Linked DNA regions of Homo sapiens: regions 1 and 3 are each linked to region 2. A link is a contact called in ENCODE Hi-C or POLR2A ChIA-PET data. All regions are on one chromosome and are shown on one strand. The core of a region is the stretch at or near the end of the contact, and the rest is flanking DNA. Distances in the headings are between cores, read along the strand shown.

Region 1 (3,497 bases), core at 42-2,541, 390 kb after region 2:
TCCATTCCCCCAATCTGACCTCAGTCTACGTTTTTGGGCTCTTTGCCCACTAGTCTCCTAAATAAGTCCTCTGCGCCCCACAAACCAGTCTCCACCCAGCCTCCAGTGCTGCCAGCCTCCTCCACCCCCACCTGGAGCAGTGACATTCATGGATAGCTCCTCCAGCGGTCTCGAAAAATGAACATTTTAGGGTTCCACTTTTTGCTGTTGGTGTCCCCCTAATGCGAACATCCTGTCCTTGAGGGCTGATTCTTTTTACAATAGTTGTCCCAACGGGGGAAGTCATTTCACCTTTCTGACTTAGTTTCCTTATCTGCAAAATGGAGCCAGTAGTGTCTCATAGGGTACAGTGCCTGCACACACGCCCATCCACGGCTGTTCCAGGCCTTTCCTCCACTGCGGGGGGGTGCCAGGGGTCCAGAGGCGAGGAGGAGGGGGCCGCTGGACGCTGGGAAATTGGGAGGACCCCAAGATCCCTGTAGGGATCCACGGTAGAGGGGGAGGGCTTCTCTGTCCTCTCTATCCATTCGGACCTCCGCATTTCTAAGAACCAGCATCGCACCATGTCACTGAGAAAGAGCGCGCACACCAGCCGCCTTTTGAAAGTCACAAATAGATTCCTTCAGTGAATTCAGGACAGACTCCCCGGGGGCAGGTCCCGGGGCGGGAGCCGGTGTGGGTAGTGCTGCGCGGCCCTTAACTGTTTACCAGGCGCGTTTCGCTGACCTCGTCTCCTGGACCCCCTTTCGTGACCCCTCTCAACACCTCTACTGGGGAGACGAGGACCCCGAGGTTCTGGGGGGCGACGCGACCTGCCCGAAGTGACAAGGGTCCTGGGCCGCACTGCTCCGCCGGGGTCTGCGCTCCTCGGCGGAGCGGGTGGGAAGGATGAGTCCTCGGGGTGGAGAAGGAGGAGCGGGTCCCCGGGTACCGCTCACCCGGCCTTAGGAGCCCGGGAGCGCGCGTAGGGACGCGGAGTTGAGGCTCTCCATCTGCGGCCAGGGAAAGGGATACAGTCCCCCGGGCCCCTCCCGGCCGCTCGGAACCCACCCCAGGCGCGTCCCCGCGGGCGCGCGCTCCAGGCGGGGCCGACGGGCTCGGAGGCGCGCGCCCGCTGCCGGGTCCGCCGCGCGCGCTCCCTCCGCTCCTCTCCCCCGCCCCTCCCGGGCCCGCGCGCTCCCAGGGTCCGCCGCGCGCGCGCCTCGCGTCGCTCCCCATCCCCGCCCCTCCCGCCGCCACCCCGCCCCCGGCCGGGTACCCTCGCCGGACCCGAGAGAGAGCGCCGCCGCCATCTTAGTTGCTGCCGCTGCCTTCAGCAAGACGCTGCTCTGAGGCGGGGAGGGCGCCGCGTCCTGAGCGCGCGGCCCAGCGTCACGGCGGCGGCGGCGGCGGCTCCTCCTTGGACCCCCGGAGCTCCCCGCGCCGCGGAGCAGCTAGCCCCAGGCCCCTAGAGCCCCGAGAGCTCCGAGAGCTCCGCTCGGCGTCCCGCGCGCCTCCCTGCCGCTCCCGCCCCGGGCTGGCGATGCTGCGCCGCCCCGCTCCCGCGCTGGCCCCGGCCGCCCGGCTGCTGCTGGCCGGGCTGCTGTGCGGCGGCGGGGTCTGGGCCGCGCGAGGTAAGCCCCGGGGCTGGGCCGGGCCGCTGGGTCGGTGCGGGATTCGGGTCCGGGTGCAGGATTCGGGTCCCGGTGCGGGGATTCGGGTCCGGGTGCGGGAGTAGGGCCGGATGCCGGGATTCGAGCCGGGATGCGGGGAGTCGGGTCCGAGCGCAGGGAGCCGGGTCAGGGCGTGGGGTTCGGGTTGGGGGTCGGGCTCGCGGAGCCGGGGCCAGGGCGCAGGAGACTGTGGGCGCGCGCTGCAGGCGTCCCGGGGAAGCCAGGCTCCGTCCCGGGCGGGGCTCCTGAGCCTGGGCTGCCCCCACTGCAGCCCATGGTGGTGGCTGCGCTGATTTGGGGGAACGTGCAGACGGGCCGAAGGGTCAGTCCGCCCTGCTCAGCGGCGCACGCAGGCTGGGGCTGCACCCCTGGGTGAGATGCTCTGTGTACGTGTGCTCAGATGTGCATCAGGCGGGGGGTGCACGCACAGTTTTGGTGTGTGCTTACATAAGAGCCCACTCCTCCGCATCCCGTTTCCAAGATCCCGATTCTGTGTTGCTGCACCGCGGACACCACGACTTCGCCCCTTTCCGCCTCCTCCCAGAGTCCTTCAGACGTTGTCTGTTTCCAGTGGAGCCGAGGCTGAAACTTAGTGCTTCCCTCCCACCTTTTCACCCAAAGGTGAAATCGCGATGAGATTTGCGACCGCGGGCTCACCCAGTGTTAGAAATCTCCGTCTCTGCTACCCCTGGTGCCTTGGTGCTGTTTTTCTGACGGTCATTTAGACCGTGGAGGGTTAGATGTTCTCTACAAAAACGAGAAACCTCTCTGGTTTTTTAGGATTGTAGGACCGAAATTATTTTATGGCTCGGTGGGAAGTAGTATTTCTTGGCTAATTTATTATTAGCTTTTAACCTTCATCCACTTAACCTTTTAAACCTTGCATGCCTCTGCTATTGACTGGTCTTGCCAACGAAAAGCTTACGCATTGCAGATACAGTATTTGCTTCTGAGTGGATCTTGAAATCGTAAACATTTTCCTTGGCCTTAGAGCAGAGTAATCTAGGTGTAGTCTGTAGAATCTACTGTAGGCTTAAATCTGTTGTTCTGATTTTTTTTTAATCAAAAGAAATTTTGGGGAGGAGGATTGATAGAAATCTAGATGAAATGGTCATATTTGAATTTAGCAAGCTTTTTAAAAATTCTTATTTTCCCTTCCCTGGCGTGACATAAGGAGAGAAGTATGGTGTTCACGAATTAAAGGGCAGAGGCGGCAAATGCATCTTTTGTTCCATGTTCCTTTCTAAACATCGAGGATGATAAACTTTGAATACTTCTTTTATTTCATTTCTAACATTCTGTTGACTCTGTCAAATTCAGATCTTAGTCACTAAGTATCTCATTGCTGGCCATTTGATTTTTAAAAGTAACATCAAGCTAAGTTTGAAATGTTCTTTCCAGATGTGGGTTGGAGGTCTGAAACTCTAATATATCCAAGAGAAATGTCAAAAGTTTTGCTTCTCTTGGGGAAAACCCACACATTTTAAAAATATGTGCTTGGATTGGGTATTTTGGGAACAGTTTAAGTATATTTAGTCAGTGATACCATTTCTTGTTAAAATTGGTGCTTTCTTAAATAGCACCTACATTTGTTAGTCATTATTTAATTGCCTTGGTTACTTAAACAGCATACATTTCAACTTTGAATATCTTCATTACCTGAGACCGACAGAAATCTTGTGTGAAAGGTGTGTTGGCTAGTTGAGTCATTTGTAATTTGCTTTCTCTAAGTTTTTCTTGGTGCAGTTACAGTAGTTCAAGATTCTTAGTCTTCGGAATAAAGACATTTTACACATCAGTTATTCGTATGCATTTTTTTCAGGTTGCAAGTTAGAAAATGTCTTG
Region 2 (3,187 bases), core at 1-2,500:
GCCCCCGCACTGGACGCAGAAGATGAATAGAGAAACACGGAATTTCACCCCAACAAGAATGGAATCTTGAAGGCAGTTTACCTTGGAAGCTCATTTAGCAATCAAGGAAAAAAAAAAAAAGGGATCTGGAAGCTCCATTCTGGCGTTAGGGGCGGGAATGTTTTGTGTTGCATGAACAATGACTAGCTTGCTCAAGCAGCCTCCCAACCCCCACAACTTGGCTTCTGGTCTGGCCAGTCACCCTGAAAGCTGCCAGGGCTGTCACTCGGTGCCTTCCAACAACTGGACTTGGCTCCTAAAGGATTTGTCAGATCATCCTCCCAATATGGCTGCCCGAGTAATCCCAGTCGGCTGAATGCCGAGACCACACCAGCCTTCCTCACACCTGGCCAGCATCCAACAAGCCCCCTCCCTTCCTATCGCACCCCTCTTTCCAGGCCTCGAGCCCTCGGCTCCCCCAGCGCCAAGCGATGACCTTTCCTATCGCCATCTGGCAAAGGGCATAACCACATTCCCAGCCGAAGCCCGATGCCCACCACAAAGGAGGAAAGGGGAGAGGGAAAATGAGAAACGATGGCTTCAAACGAAGCACAGCCGCCCCCCGGGCTGCAACGTGCGCGGAGCCCAGGGAACGGCCAGGCAGCGGCGGGTCTGGAGAGCGCTGGGCACAGCCGGGGCCTGGCAGCGCGGGGGAAACGGAGGGCCGGTGCAGGGCACTGCGGGGGCCCCAGCCGACCGCTGGACGCCGGCCCGGGACTCGCTGCTGGCCTAGGGAGGGGTCCCCTCCCCCGAGGGCGAGGCTCCCGCACCCGGCGCCCGTCCCGCGCTACCTCCCCTCAGACCCCGCCCGGACCCCGGCCCGGCCGCTCCTCCCCGCGGAAGCGGCCCCCTCCCCAACCCCGCGACCGCGGCGCCAACCGCGGCCAGCCCCGCCGCCTTACCTCAGCCGCGCTGCAGACCGACGGGCGGACCGGGTCAACAGGAGCCGCGGCGCGCGGGGGCGCGGGGGGCCGGGCACCGACGCACCTCAGCGCGAGCAGCGGCCGCCGCGAGCCGCAGGGCGCCGCTCCGCAGCCCCATCACGCAGCAGCCCGGCACCGCATCGAGGTGGGAGGTGGGCGGTGGGCGGCGGACAGGAGTGCGCGAGTGCGGGAGGCCAGGGCGCGGCGACGGCCGGCGGTGACGGCTGCGGAGGACGGGGAGCTGCTCCGACGCGCGCGGGCGCCTCCCAGGACCGCTGCCGTCACACTGCCCCGCTTCGGCCCTCGCGAAACTCCGCCCGCAGTCGCCGGCGCGGGACACCGCCCCGAGCTGGGCCTCTGCGCGTCACCTCGTATCCGCCCCGGCGCCCGCGACGGACACGGGCTGTGACCAATCACAGCACAGAGCTCGGGGCGGCCAGCCAATCGTAGGGTGAGCCGGGGAGTGGGGCTGCTGCGGGGGGCTGCAGGAACATCGAGCGCCCCCTGGTGGCCCTCGGGCCGGCTCAACCAGGGGTGCGGGCTGGCCAAAGCCGGAGCCCGGAGTTCCCTCCCGGGTGACCCCCAAGGGCATTCGTCGGAATCAGCCGCCCCCAGCCACCCCGATAATCCGCCTTATACGGGGACAAAAGATTGACTGAGTGGAGCGGGGCGGGGCCCAGGGGTCCTGACGCCCGCAGAGGAGCTGGGATCAACATGGGAGGCGCCGAGAGTGGAATCATTGTCCGTCGGAAAACATCTCGCAGGCGGAACCGGCCGAACGCGGCGCGGTGGGAGCGGAACCCCGAGAGGGGATGAGCGCATCCCGCGGGAAGCTGCCTGGCCTATTCTTACAGAACCCGAGCAAAACACCTCCCACGCGCCACCTCGGGAGAGAAGGCGGAATGAGTAATGGAAAAGCATGACTTGGTGGGCATTCCACTTGTCTCCTTGGGAGACCGCGGAAGGGCTGTGAGGAGAGGAACAAACGCTTTGCACCGTCCCTGAGTTAACGAGCCCAGCCCCCTTCTGGGAGATGCCCTTGAAGGAGGGAGAGTGGAAGTTAGAAACCCGGAGGACACAAAAGCACGAGCAGTGATTTCTTTAAAATCAGATTTAGATTCAGCTGGAAAGAAAAATCTCACTGTTCAGAAACTGTTCAATTCAGTACTTAACAAAATATAATCTTCAGTGATAATATATTCAATTATCAGGCCCAGGCCGAGCACTATTACTTTATAAGGTTGTGAATTATTTTTATTTACTAGCAGACATTGAAAGTAAAATCACATGTCTTCCCCTGAATTAAATACAGTATTATTGTGAGTAAAAGGTATTATGTACAAGCATATGCACTAAAACATCGAAATTAATTTTCTACACTAATAATTCTGGAAAATCTCCACCACCACTCAAGTCCTCAGACTCTTCATCCGCTTTTATTGATCACGTCTCATTTTATAGAATTTAAGCTCCACCTACCTGCAAAAGGATTTGACATAGCTTACACTAAAGCATACAGCAGTGAAACCGTATAGCTTTAAAATAGGCGTAAAATTCATAATAATGAAACAAGCAAGAGACTTTTTAAAAGCTGTTTGAATGAGAGGCATGCCTAGAAAGAAAAATTTTTTTGTTTTGTTTTGAGACAGAGTTTTACTCTCGCCCAGGCTGAGCTCAGTGGCACGATGTCAAATCTCTGCAACCTCCGCCTCCCAGGTTCAAGCGATTCTCCTGCCTCAGCCTCCCGAGTAGCTGGGATTACAGGTGCCTGCCACCACGCCCGGCTAATTTTTGTATTTTTAGTAGAGACGGTGTTTCACTATGTTGGTCAGGTTGGTCTTGAACTCCTGACCTCAGGTGATCCACCTGTCTCAGCCTCTCAAAGTGCTGGGATTACAGGAATGAGCCACCGCGCCCGGCCAGAAAAACAATATTTTAAAAATCCATAGTCAAGGAAATATGTTGCCACTGAGCACAGAACTCAGCTCTTAGCTTCCTGACGGCTAAGAGTAAAATGAAACTATAGTAGGTTAATAAAGAGGAACTCATCAATTCAACAGTAGACACCACTTCATCATAGCGTGGACCTCCTTGCGTAAATACTGTGGTGAGCGCCATGGAGAGTTACGAAAACCTGGGTGGCTGTATTGCTTGAGCTCTCAATGGAGCACAATCTAAAAAGAATCTAAAACGTAGTGAAGAACCAGGCGCGGTGGCTCACGACA
Region 3 (3,136 bases), core at 320-2,819, 410 kb after region 2:
GTGGCTCACGCCTGTAATCCCAGCACTTTGGGAAGCAGAGGTGGGCGGATCACCTGAGCTCCGGAGTTCGAGATCAGCCTGACCAACATGGAGAAACCGCATCTCTACTAAAAACACAGAAAGTTAGCCGGGCATGGTGGTGCATGCCTGTAATCCCAGCTACTCGGGAGGCTGAGGCAGGAGAATCACTTGAACCCAGAAGGCAGAGGTTGCAGTGAGCCGAGATCGTGCCACTGCGCTCCAGCCTGGGCAACAAGAGCGAAACTCTGTCTCAACAAAAACAAACGAACAATAATGGTGACCTCACAGAATGAGTTAGGAAGTATTCCCTTTGCTTCTGTAGAGAATTGGTGTAATTTCTTCCTTAAATGTTTGGTACAATTCACCAGTGAACCCATCTGGGTCTGGTACTTTTCGTTTTGGAAGGTTATTAATTGTTGATTTAGTTTCTCTAAGAGATACAGGTCTATTTAGATTGTTTGCTTTTTCTTGGGTGAGTTTTGGCAGATTGTATCTTCCAGGGAATTGATAAATTTCATCTAGGTTATCAAATTTTTAGGCATAGAGTTGTTCATAATATTTCTTATTTATTTACTTTTGAGATGGAGTTTCGCTCTTGTTTCCCAGGCTGGAGTGCAATGGCACGATCTCAGCTTACTGCAACCTCCGCCGCCTGGGTCAAGTGATTCTCCTGCCTCAGCCTCCCAAGTAGCTGGGATTACAGGTGCTTGCCACCATGCCCAGCTAATTTTGTATTTTTAGTAGAGTTGGGGTTTCTCCATGTTGGTCAGGGTGGTCTCGAACTCCTGATCTCAGGTGATCCATCTGCCTCGGCCTCCCAAAGTGCTGGGATTACAGGTGTGAGCCACCGCACCCAGCCTCTTATTTATTTATTTATTTATTTTTGAGACTGAGTCTCACTCTGTTGTCTAGGCTGGAGTGCAATGGTGCAATCTCGGCTCACTGCAGCCTCCGCCTCCCAGGTTCCAGCTATTCTCCTACCTCAGCCTCCTGAATAGCTGGGATTACAGGAGCATGCCACCACACTCCTGGCCAATTTTTTTTGTATTTTTTTTTCTTATTTATTTATTTTATTTTATTTTTATTTTTTTTTTGAGATGGAATCTCACTCTGTCGCCCAGGCTGGAGTGCAGTGGCACGATCATGGCTCACTGCAAGGTCCGCTTCCTGGGTTCACGTCATTCTCCTGCCTCAGCCTCCTGAGTAGCTGGGACTACAGGCGCCTGCCACCACACCCAGCTAATTTTTTTTTTTTTTTTTTTTTTTCTAGTGGAGACGGGGTTTCACTGTATTAGCCAGGATGGTCTTGATCTCCTGACCTCGTGATCCTCCTGTCTCGGCCTCCCAAAGTTCTGGGATTACAGGCGTGAACCACCATGCCCAGCCCCTTTATGTATCTTTTTAATCCATGGGGTCTTATAGCGGTGTTCCTGTTTTCATTTCTGATACTAGGAATTTGTGTCTTCTCTCTTTTTTTTTCATAGTTAGCCTGGCTAGAGGCTTATCAGTTTTATTGATCTTTTCAAAAAACCAGCTTTTGGTTTTGTTGGTTTTCTCTATTGAGTTCCTGTTTTCAGTTTTATTGATTTTTGTTTCAGTTTTTATTTCATTTTCTTCTGCTCTCTTTGTATTTAATCTGCTGATCTTTTTCTAGTTTCCTAAGGTTGAAGCTTATATGATTGATTTTAGCTCTTTCTTTTTTTCTAATATATGTATTAAATGCTTAAGTTTTCCACTAAGCACTGCTTTCACTACATCCCACACATTTTGATAAATTATATTTTCTTTTTCATTTAGTTCAAAACATTTTAAAACTCCTCGATATTTCTTTGTTGATCCACGTGTTACATTTATGTGTGGTTTTTTGTTTGTTTGTTTATTTTGAGACGGAGTCTTGCTCTGTCACCCAGGCTAGAGTGCAGTGGCACGATCTTGGCTCACTGCAACCTCCGCCTCCCGGGTTCAAATGATTCTCCTGTCTCAGCCTCCCAAGCAGCTAGGACTACAGGCACCCACCAGCACGCCCAGCTAATTTTTGTATTTTTAGTAGAGACGGGTTTTCACCATGTTGGCCAGGATGGTCTGGATCTCTTGACCTCATGATCTGCCTGCCTCGGCCTCTCAAAGTGATGGGATTACAGGCGTGAGTCACCGCGCCTGGCATTTTTTTTTTGTTTTTTTGGGAGATGGAGTCTTGCTCTGTTGCCCAGGCTGGAGTGCAGTGGCGCGATATCGGCTCACTGCATAGTCTGCCTCCCGGGTTCACACCATTCTCCTGCCTCAGCCTCCCAAGTAGCTGGGACTACAGGCGCCCGCCACCATGCCCAGCTAATTTTTTGTATTTTTAGTAGAGACGGGGTTTCACCGTGTTAGCCAGGATGGTCTCGATCTCCTGACTTCGTGATCCACCCGCCTCTGCCTCCCAAAGTGCTGAGATTATAGGCGTGAGCCACCGCGCCCGGCTCCCTGGAATTTTTAACTCTCAGAGTTCTGCACATTGAACTCCAGCAGTTTGTCGATTACAGCTTAGGTTTTCCTACCCTGGCACCGGTTCCCATGGAGGTTTCTGCTCTGTAAATTGTGATTCCTTGTGTATTTGCCTGTGTCTCCAATTTTTAAAATTTATGTATTTTTTTCTTTTTTGAGACAGGGTCTTGCTCTGTCACCCAGGCTGGAGTTCAGTGGCACGATCAGGGCTCACTGGATCCTCGACCTCCTGGGCTCAAGTGGTCCTCCCATCTCTGCTCCCTGAGTAGCTGGGACCATGGGCGTGCACCACTATGTCTGGCTAATTTATTTTGATTTAGTAAGAGATGAGGTCTCACTTTGTTGCCAGAATGGGCTCAAACTCCTGGGCTCAAGTGATCCTCCTGCCCCGCCCTCCCAAAGTGTGCTGGGATTACAGGTGCGAGCCATCACACGCAGCCTGTCTCCAATTTTGGGGGGCAGCAATTGCCTTGTGATCTCACTTCTCTTAGGGATCTAAGAATAGTTCTTGATTTTTCAGTTTCTTTGGCTTTTTTACTTGTTATTAGGACAGATTAGCAACTTCTAATCTCCTAACATGCTGTACTGGAAACTGGAAGCCCCAGCATCACATTTTAAAATGTACAAT

The links. Hi-C counts contacts between places; a loop is a spot of excess contacts on that map. ChIA-PET counts read pairs that join two places held with the same protein, here RNA polymerase II (POLR2A). Pooled maps may share reads with other maps.
Region 1: a loop to region 2 is called in a pooled map, with 6 times the contacts of the local background. The contact joins the promoter of CLSTN1 here to the promoter of KIF1B in region 2. A Hi-C loop is called at or near these places in 6 of 50 pooled maps. POLR2A ChIA-PET finds 5 or more read pairs at or near these places in 2 of 52 experiments (HEK293T and activated B cell).
Region 3: a loop to region 2 is called in a pooled map, with 2.7 times the contacts of the local background. The contact joins the enhancer-like site here to the promoter of KIF1B in region 2. A Hi-C loop is called at or near these places in 1 of 50 pooled maps. POLR2A ChIA-PET finds 5 or more read pairs at or near these places in 2 of 52 experiments (activated B cell and activated T-cell).

What each region holds. Positions count from the first base shown.
Region 1 is chr1:9,821,759-9,825,255 of GRCh38, reverse strand. It overlaps CLSTN1 (calsyntenin 1), which reads left to right and starts at 1,291. Exons shown (of 19, transcript NM_001009566.3): 1 at 1,291-1,613. The coding sequence starts at 1,523. RefSeq lists silencers at 1,030-1,089, 1,110-1,159, 1,330-1,479, 1,490-1,569 and an enhancer at 701-1,417.
Region 2 is chr1:10,208,633-10,211,819 of GRCh38, reverse strand. KIF1B (kinesin family member 1B) reads right to left here and starts at 1,250. Exons shown (of 49, transcript NM_001365951.3): 1 at 942-1,250. RefSeq lists an enhancer at 1-117 and silencers at 1,019-1,538, 1,569-1,648, 1,735-2,029.
Region 3 is chr1:9,798,709-9,801,844 of GRCh38, reverse strand. All of the region lies in intron 1 of CLSTN1 (calsyntenin 1), which reads left to right. Among named protein-coding and RNA genes, the nearest start is that of CLSTN1, 24 kb to the left of the region's middle. Within about 2 kb of position 1,569, at least 4 of the 41 ENCODE cell types and tissues checked have a DNase peak (open chromatin) inside an H3K27ac peak, as active enhancers do.